Regions from separate parts of the Homo sapiens genome. Here region 1 is linked to region 2. Evidence: read pairs that join two places in POLR2A ChIA-PET (ENCODE). Cell type or tissue: CD4-positive, alpha-beta T cell. All regions are shown on one strand. Region 1 overlaps PNPT1 (polyribonucleotide nucleotidyltransferase 1). Region 2 holds the start of LOC124900537 (small nucleolar RNA SNORA12).

The links. ChIA-PET counts read pairs that join two places held together with the same protein. Peaks named below come from ENCODE experiments on the same cell type or tissue, not always from the same donor. Only the 100,000 strongest peaks of a DNase experiment are listed, where the experiment ranks them.
Region 1: POLR2A ChIA-PET joins it to region 2 with 5 read pairs; 2 of 35 experiments call an interaction of 5 or more read pairs at or near these places.

Annotation. Positions count from the first base shown.
Region 1 is chr2:55,636,368-55,641,367 of GRCh38, forward strand. PNPT1 (polyribonucleotide nucleotidyltransferase 1) reads right to left here. Exons shown (of 28, transcript NM_033109.5): 26 at 4,260-4,338; 27 at 1,185-1,232; 28 at 1-25. Among named protein-coding and RNA genes, the nearest start is that of PPP4R3B-DT, 21 kb to the left of the region's middle. In CD4-positive, alpha-beta T cell, no CTCF peak of the experiment used is centred here; no DNase peak of the experiment used is centred here.
Region 2 is chr2:55,563,335-55,568,334 of GRCh38, forward strand. It overlaps PPP4R3B (protein phosphatase 4 regulatory subunit 3B), which reads right to left. Exons shown (of 17, transcript NM_001122964.3): 13 at 4,860-5,000; 14 at 1,568-1,707; 15 at 979-1,163. LOC124900537 (small nucleolar RNA SNORA12) reads left to right here and starts at 2,369; the gene lies at 2,369-2,516. RefSeq lists an enhancer at 3,690-4,190. In CD4-positive, alpha-beta T cell, no CTCF peak of the experiment used is centred here; a DNase peak (open chromatin) is centred at 2,467.

The DNA of each region.
Region 1 (5,000 bases), 73 kb after region 2:
CTGGGTCACGTCCAAAGTATTTCACCTGTGTTAAAGAAACAGATCTTCCTTTAAAGTTACAGCACATTGAGTGACATCTAAACTAATAGACATTTAAATTTACATGGTCCAAATAAGGCAATGATTGTTTTTACTTGTTCACTGAAAGCATTGTTCAGTGCTAAGTGGACGTATACACTTAACACATATAAGTAGTCATTATAAAAGAGAAAAGAGACGGGGCAGTTAGTTGTTCAACTATAATCTGCCGCTGAACTCATCTGTGCCTTTTTATTCTCACCAGGCCAAGTCCTTATACTGGGGGAACAGTCACAGGCATAGTGAATGATCCTAGACAAGGGCTTTGAGAGCCTAATTGTGTTATATACTATAGAGGATTATGCTTAGGTCACTTGGATTTTCACTACTGCTCAAAGGACCAACACATTAGTGTTTATTTGGCTTCACCTTGGAAAATGAAAGTCAGGGGCAAATGCAAAGGTTTAAAGTTCCTTCTGATGTGAAAACAACAACAACAACAACAACAACAAATAAACCAAAAAATCAACCTTATACAGAGATACTATATCTTAGCACTCATCTTCCCCTGGAGGCTACTTGGACAATAAGACTACACATTGGGAATAAACCAGAAGCCTTAGTTACTCAGGTCATGCGTATTAGCGTAAGTGAAAGACAATGTGGTGGAGCCCGAAAAAACAGACTGGCAATGACTTCTTTCATCCACTCATAAAGGACTACAAAGAAAGGGCCAATTTTGTTATATGAATTCTAGGCCTGAATAACATGGCTCTTACCAAGCTCAAAAACTTTAAGTAGTGGAGAAACAAAGTCTCACCTCCTCAAAGATGACATTCAAAGACTTTAACAAGTTACCTTATCACAGTTCTTACGTCAGTGCCCAAATCATGGAGTCTGCATAGCTAACACTAACATGCTCATGTATTTTTTAAACGAACTAAGGGTGACTACCATTTTGGCCAAGCTGCAAGCTCCTTGAGGGAAAGAATTGTGTCTTAAATCCTTAATGAGTCTGTTCAAGCAATTCTAAGATTAAAAATGAAGTACTGCATACAAATAAAAAACTTCATAGATGGTGACTCTTCTTTCAACTTTTTGAAAAAAACAATGGAAGCTTCAAGAACAATTTACAACTTCAAGGCTAAAAGGTGGAATACAAATACCTGAATTTCTTGGCCAACTTCTAATCCTAGGGCAGTAGGATGTTTAATCTGGAAAAAAAAATGTTAATCTATTAGTTGTTGTGCATAATTATGTAGTGTCCATGGAAGTACACATTTTTTCCTCAAGCTTTATTAGTTTTTCTGATTAAAAAAATCAGTTAGCGGCTGGGCGCAGTGGCTCAAGCCTGTAATTCCAGCACTTTGGGAGGCAGAAGCGGGCAGATCAAGAGGTCAGGAGATTGAGACCATCTCTGGAGGTCAGGAGAGTGAAACCCCATCTCTGCTAAAAATGCAAAAAATTAGCCGGGCATGGTGGCGGGCGCCTGTAGTCCCAGCTACTCAGGAGGCTGAGGCAGGAGAATGGCGTGAACCCAGGAGGTGGAGCTTGCAGTGAGCCGAGACCACGCCATTGCACTCCAGCCTGGGTGACAGAGAGAGAATCCGTCTCAAAAAAAAAAAAAAAAAATCAGCTGGGCATGGTGGCTCACGGCTGTAATCCCAGAACTTTGGGAGGCTGGGGCAGGCAGATCACTTGAGCTCCGGAGTTCGAAACCAGTCTGACCAACATGGTGAAACCCTATCTCTACTAAAAATACAAAAACTAGCTGGGTGTCGTGGCACACGCCTGTAGTCCCAGCTACTTGGGAGGCTGAGGCAGGAGAATTGCCTGAATCTGGGAGGCAGAGGTTGCAGTAAGCTGAGATTATGCCACTGCATTCCAGCCTGGGCGACAGAGTCAGACTCTGTCTCAGAAAAAAAAAAAAAAATCAGTTAATTATAAAGATTTAAAATACAGATGTATTAAGAACATAAAAATTATCCAAAACAGGCTGGGTACAGTGGCTCACACCTGTAGTCCCAGAACTTTGGGAGGCCGAGGTGGAAGGACTGCTTAAACCAGACTGGGCAACGTGAAGAAACCCCATCTCTACAAAAAATCCAAAAAAATTAGCCGGGTGTAGCGGTTTGTGCCTGGGGACCCAGCTTCTCCAGAGGCTAAGGTGGGAGAATCACTTGAGCCTGGGAGGCTGAGGCTGCAGTGAGCTGTGATCATGCCACTATACTCCAGCCTGGGTGACAGAGCAAGACCCTGTCTCAAAACCCTCTCAAGTTGTAGATAACTACTGCTAACATTCCAATGAGTATCCCTTCAGATGTCTACTTAGTGTATGTGTACGGCATTTATAAAAATGGACCCTCTGTGCTTACTGTATATCTTAAGGACATCTTTTTTTTTTTTTGAGATGGAGTCTCGCTCTGTCATCCGGGCTGGAGTACAGTAGCATGATATCCGCTCACTGCAACCTCTTCCTCCCAGGTTCAAGAGATTCTCCTGCCTCAGCCTCCAGAGTAGCTGGGATTACAGGTGCACGCCATCATGCCCAGCTAATTTTTTCTATGTTTAGTAGACACGGGGGTTTGCCATGTTGGCCATGCTGGTCTCAAACTCCTGACCTAAAGTGATCCGTCCACCTTGGCCTCCCAAAGTGCTGGGCTTACAGGCGTGAGCCACTGCACCTGGCCCAAGGACATCTTTTCATATCAATAAATTAAGAATTACCGTTAAGTTTCAAACTATATAGTTTATTTAAACAATCACCTAAAGACAATAAATTGCTTTAAATTCCAGTGTTGCAAATGTTAATGACTGATGAATATAGGAGAAAGATATATGAGGGTTTAGTGTATCATTCTTTCAACTTCTTTGTACATTAAAAACTTTTCAAAATAATAAGGTGAAAAAAAATAAGTTGCAGTGTAGCACAAATCATGAATTCATCTACTCTAATTATCCTCTCCAAATAAAATCCTACAATGTCTAGGTCCATAGACATTTACCAAACACCCTCTAAAAAGTTTGTCCCAATTCACACCCCCATCAACAGTGTATGAAAATGTCCATCTTTTCTCTTATACACACTGAGAATTTTAAACTATCTGAAAGTTAAAACTGATATCTTAATTTCATTTGCATTTCAAAAATTGCTGTTGATATTAAATATCTTGGTTGGCTTTTTATAAAAATAATTTGTTCATGTTCTTTACTTATTTTTCTATTGATATTCATCATTCTTACGGATTTATAAAAGCCCTTTGTAAATTAAGCTTCTGCATATAAGCATTTTTACTTTAGGTTGCTGATTATCTCTTAACCTTATTGAAATTTTTGCCATATAATTAAAAAATTATGGGGTCAAATTTTGTAAGTTTATTTACTTTTTTGGCTTTGATATCATGTTGAGGAGTTCTCCACTACTAATCTTATTAAAACATCCAATTTTCTTCTAGTAAACCCTCCTGCCCCAACAAGATTATCTTTTCCTACCACCTTTTTTAAAAAGCACATTTAGCTCTTTGATCCAGACAGGATTTAGGTATAAAAATGAGTAGAGATCCTGTTTTAAGATAACCAGCTGTACCAATATAATTTATTAAATAATCTTTATTCACTGACTATAATACAACTTCTAGCGTATATTATAATCCCATGTATATTATTTCTAGTTTTTGTTTTCTTGTTGCATGGATTATCTATTTCTGGGCCGGTAATATACTATTTTATTGTCTATGGCTTTATAATATATTTTAATATATGGTAAAACAGACACTCTTTTTTTTTTGAGACAAAGTCTCACTCTGTCGCCAGACTGGAGTGCAGTGGCACAATCTTGGCTCACCGCATCCTCCGCCTCCCGGGTTCAAGCGATTCTCCTTCCTCAGCCTCCCGAGTAGCTAAGACTACATGCGCACGCCACCACGCCCAGCTAATTTTTGTATTTTTAGTACACACTGGGTTTCACCATGTTGGTCAGGATGGTCTCCATTTCTTGACCTTGTGATTCACCCGCCTCGGACTTCCAGAGTGCTGGGATTACAGGCATGAGCCACCCTGCCCAGCCAATTTTTCTTTATGCTAAACAATGTAAAACTTTTTGCCAGCAGCATCTCTGCCACTTGTTTTCTCTGTTTAGGCTAGTAGTAGGCAAAGTGTATAATTCTTACCAACCTAGGTAATTTCAATACAGTGTTTCAAGGCAGTTATAAAAATAATAACAATAACATCTGTCTTTTTACCTTTCGTTGATCAAGTTGTGTGTTATGAAGCAGTACCGCAGTCATATTTGGATATAATTTTACCATTACACCAGTATCTCTACAAAAAAATAAATAGTAAGCCTGGTTAAAATAATAAGTATCTGTATATCCATTGACAAATAAAACATTGTTTTCATATGAGGAAAAAGTAAAAAACGAAAAGAAACAATTCTAGCACGTTTTTAGAACTATAAAAAGTATACTTTTCAACTGAAAATATACCCTATAAATAAATATGTGTGAATCAAAGAATGAAGAAAAGATAAAGAAAAAACATGCAATAGAAAAGCTTTTAGAGCCAGGTGCGGTGGCTCACACCTGTAATCCCAGCACTTTGGGAGGCCAAGGTGAGCAGATCACGAGGTCAAGAGATCAACTCCACCCTGGCCAACATGGTGAAACCCCGTCTCTACTAAAAATATAAAAATTAGCTGGGCCTGGTGGCGCGCACCTGTAATCCCAGCTACTCAGGAGGGTGAGGCAGGAGAATTGTTTGAACCCGAAAGGCGGAGGTGGCAGTGAGCCGAGATCGTGCCACTACACTCCAACCTGGCAACAGAGTGAGACTCCGTCTCAACAAAAAAAACTTTTAGAATATATGTTCTTCTGTATTTCTCTTAACAATTTCCAAAAACATTTTTTTTTTTTTTTTTTTTTGCCACCCAGGCTGGAGTGCAGTGGTGCCATCTGGGCTCACTGCAACCTCCGCCTCCCAGGTTC
Region 2 (5,000 bases):
ATAATAAATCCAAGAAAGGCTTTTATCTTCTAAGACATAAATTTTTTCTTTTGTTTTTGAGATAAGGTCTTTCTCTGTTATTAAGCTGGAGTGCAGCGGCAGCTCATGGCTCACTGCAGCTTCGACCTCCTGGGCTCAAGTGATCCTCCAGCCTCAGCCTTCCTAGTAGCTGGGACTCCAGGTAAGTGCCACTGTGCCCATTTAATTTTTGTGTTTTTTTGTAGAGACAGGGTTTTACCATGTTACCCAGGGTGGTTTGGAACTCCTGGGCTCAAATGATCCACCTGCCTCAGTCTCCCAAAGTGCTGGGATTACAGACGTGAGCCGCCATGCCCAGCAAGGTATAAATTTTAATTAAATATTTAAATGATATACTCAGGGCAGTATTCCAAAAAATGGTAATTCCTCAGGCCACAGAAGTAAAATGGTTAGTTCTTTTGAAAGATATATTACTAGCAAGATCTTCATTTTATAAAACAAGTTAAGCACATCTGAAAGCCAGGGGAAGTTTTACTTTTTCACTTCTCTTGTTAGTATATCTTTATGTAACTTTTGTAATTTTAAAATTTCAAAGAGCAAAGTTACTTGTTTGAGCTCAGTTTATCAGCTGTAAAAGACACAGGCAAAGTACTCTAGAAGGTTTCTATGAAGCTATATGGTCTCTGTTATTACTGAGAATTTCAGTATAGAAATAAAGCCAAGACTATTCACAGAAAGAAAAGTATAAGTAGATAATTCAATTTCTAACTAGCAAATTAACAGCATTACAAAATAGCAAGTTTGAAGAGAAACATTTTAAACATGAAAAGAATTCCCAGACAGATTTGGAAAAAGTACATAATTTTAAAAGAACACAGTTTGGTATAAAATTTTTGTCTTTCTTGCTTTGTAAACTATAAACAAACCTTCACAAAGCAACAAAATAATTTCTGCACTAAATAAGAGGGTACACTGTGCAAAAATTCCGAATTTTAATACCTTTTTTAGTCTCCATAAACTTTTCATAATTATCTGGAAAATCATCTTCTGGCTTAGGTTTTTCCACTGGTGCCACAACTGCTTTTCCTTCCTCTTCTTCATCTTCATTAAACCACATTTCTTCATCCTCTTCCAAGGCTTTTGCATCTCTGCGAAATCTGTTACTACGCAATATAGATGGTACACTGTAAGAAATATATCACAAATATTGAGTAATGATTTAAAGTTCATCATCAGATTGAACTGAAGGAAAAATATGTATAACCAAGATGAACTGAAGTAATTTTAACTGACTATAATTTATATCAAAATAATCTCTGTAATGATAGAAGATGTAGCCAGAGAACACTCCAAAATATTTTAGGATGTTGTAAATTAAACTAAATATTCTTCGTAAGTTACAACATGGAGTAGTAATTCAACATATAAATGATATGGGGTAGGGGGGACGCCTTACCCTCCTATTCAACTCTATGCTATCCAGTGATGGAAAGAAAATTCCTCAGTAAATTTCACATGGAAAATCTGAACTACAAACAATTTTGGACACAGTTTTGTAGGCTATAAAAGCAGTATACTTAAACAATACCTGTTCAGTTTCTGATTTTGTCTGTCTTTTTCTTGCTCATATTTAGTCTTCAATCCTTTGAATGTCTGAACATATTCAATCGATTCAAGTGCTTTATAAAAGTTTTCAACTATATGGGCAGTAAGAGACTTGATATCTTCCTGTATAAGCACAAAATTTACATTTAAAATATAATACAATGCTTGTTAGAAGAAAAACTTTAAAATTTTGTTTTGTAGTTCTAAAGCTGATCAAAAAAGGTTTTTCAAAATCACCTTCCAAAATGTAATGTCCTGGTTTCTTTACACATGAGTCAGGACTGCACAGAAAACTTGAAAAAAAAGGAGAAGCAATTTACTGGAGTCCTTTTATAGGACTATAAAGAGCATTCGAAAAGTAAATAGATTTATTTTACATCTTCTATTTTTTGTATATATATATATATATATAGCAGTTTACAATTTAAAAAGCACTTTTACATAAAATTTCATTTGATCTTCACAACAATTCTATGAGATAGGTTTTATTATTCCCATTTTAGAGAAAAACCAAAATTGAGGCTCTAAGAGAGGCTGGATGGTTTGATCCAGAGCACACGGCTGGTTAGAGGGCAGATGTTAAAATTACATTTTCAAAATACTCACGGTGATGGATACCCCAAATACCCGGACTTGATCATTACACATTCTATGCATGTAAAAAATAAATACATGTACCAAATACATCTGTATAATATTATGTATTAATAAAAGAAAAACATATTTTTCAACAAACAGGTCTTATTTAATGACTTCCTGTTTAACTGCTATCAAAATGGGATATGGTTGTGGTGGTTTTCTTTCTGGTACATTTGTTAAGTTTTCAAATGAGCCTAACTCTGCCACATATATCATATAGGAGCTGGCAAAGGCTTGATGACAAAGAGATCTCTCTCAAGCCTTTCCCACATCAGAGGCTGGCTTTCACACACACAGAAGAAGAAAAAACAACAGAGGACACGTGTTACCTAAATAATAAGAAGCAAAGACTTCTCTGACTATATTATACACACAGATCTGATAAACTATCTGGAATTCTACTTGTCTATTCCTATAGTCTTCCAATAGTATAATATCTGTGAAATAAACTAATTGATAGTAATAACTTCTAAATTCTAAACCATCACTGCAAATGCATGCATGCCCAGTAGGCTTATTTTAAAAAAAAAAATTAAAGTTGTGATTGAGGACTTTACAGATAACACTACATAGTAAGAAACACACAGGTCATTTCTTGAAAAGATACACCATAATTTGGTTGCATTATGGATTTTAAGTCTTAAAACTAGTTCTCCTGTACTTCTCAATTGAAAAAAAATACGCAAATCAGAAATTAGAAACCTAGGTAATGGCTCTATGTTATATGTGAAACGAAAAAATACATTAAGTTTTGGGGCACAAGGTACACAAATCGACCACTCGAACTTATTTTCACAAAAACAATTCCATCATGGGCATAGGGACAGGGTTGTAAACTCTACCATTTGCTTTATCTGTATCTCACCAAAATTTTAAAGGAGAATAATATAAAGTAAATAAAATATAAAGCTTTGATTTATTGCAGCAGTACAATGGGAACTAGTGAGCTAGTTAACCATGTTCCTTCTTTTACCAGGTTAAAGACTTCTATCCTCTTCATCCTTTTAAAAATCATATACTTGGCAATTGACCACTTTTAGAAAAACAATCCAGTCAGCCAAATAATCTTCATATGAGAATAGCATGTTATCAGCAAAAATCTGACTTGTAAGAAATAAAACTAGATAATGAATTTCTAGCTTGGACTTTGATTTTTCAAATTATTTCCAGCCAGGTGCAGTGGCTCACACCTGTAATCCAACACTTTGGGAGGCTGAGGTGGGAGAACTGGTTGAGCCTAGGCGTTTGAGACCAGCCTGGGCAACAAAGGGAGACCCCATACATAAAAAAAAATTACCATTAGCCAGGCACTTTAGTGCATGCCTGTAGTTCCAATTACTCAGGAGGCTGACGTGGGAGGATCTGCTTGAGCCCAGGAGGTCGAGGCTGCAGTGAACTGTGATTACATTATTGTACTCCAGCTTGGGCAACAGCATGAGACCTTGTCTCAAACAAAACAAAACAAAAAATAAAACCCAAATTCTTTCCAACTATGTGGCCATTTCCTCAGTGGAATGATTTCGGTGTGTTTAAGTACAGGTGAAGTAAATTTGTTGTACTGGTTCTACAGTTATCTGTTGCATTCCTGTTATTCACATAGACTGCCCTCCAGATTGTTTATGACAAATCTTCTGTTGCCTAAAACTAAGCTGGGACAAAGCTTCAAGTTCTGACTGGTCCTGATTGTGCTACTATCCAAAAGGATGTTCTTGAATAGGTCACTTAATAACTTTGGGTGTCTTAATTTCCTGATCTATAAAATACGGTAATTGGAGTAGTCCATCTAACTTCCTGATCTCTTTAACTTAAAATTCTAGGATTCCATCCTACCTTTTATGCATGTTGTATTAATGTCTACCAAATGATTTTTTTTTTTGAGACAAGAGTCTTGCTCTGTCACCCAGGCTGGAATGAAGTGATGCAATCTTGGCTCACTGCAACCCCACCTCCTGGATGCAAGTGGTTCTTGTGCCTCAGCTTCCCAAGTGGCTGGGACTACAGGCGTGTGCCATCACACTCAGCTAATTTCTGTATTTTTAGTAGAGATGGGGTTTCATCATGTTGGCCAGGCTGGTCACGAACTCCTGACCTTAAGTGATCAGCCTGCCCAGGTCTCCCAAAGTGCTGGGATTACAGACGTAAGCCACCACGCCCAACCCCAAGTGAATTATTTTTCCATCTTTCTATTCTTTTTAAATCATTACCTCTACAATAAAAATATCACCTTTTCCTAAAAGATCACGTGAATAAGGCATGATTGACTGAAATGTCCACATACACCAAATGAGATCATGAAACATTTGGCCAATAAAAATGGAACTGAGAAAATCAAGTAAATATGGGCTGAAAGACTATGCTGAATTTCACTTTTATATTTCACAATTAAAAATATTAGCGTTAAAAAATATCAGTGTCAAAAGTAAAAACCACTAAACTATAACCATGTGGCAAATAAGAATTAAAAAGCTACTGATTTTTAAAATTTCTGTTTATTAGAATAGATTCTAAGACACATGGAATATATAATTTCAGGGGTGAAAAGGGAATGAAGTCACTTTGCTTACATGTAATTCTTTTACATAAAAAATTATTTACATATAATTACATATAATAACAGCTGTTTTATATAAACTTACCACTCTTATAAATTCAAACAACTCAATAACAGCTGAATTCAACAGATTATACCGAGTTCCATTATCCAGAAGTGCATTTATAACTGGCTCAAAAAGATTTCCCTTGGTGATGTAACGATTATAAAATTCATCTTTAAGTCC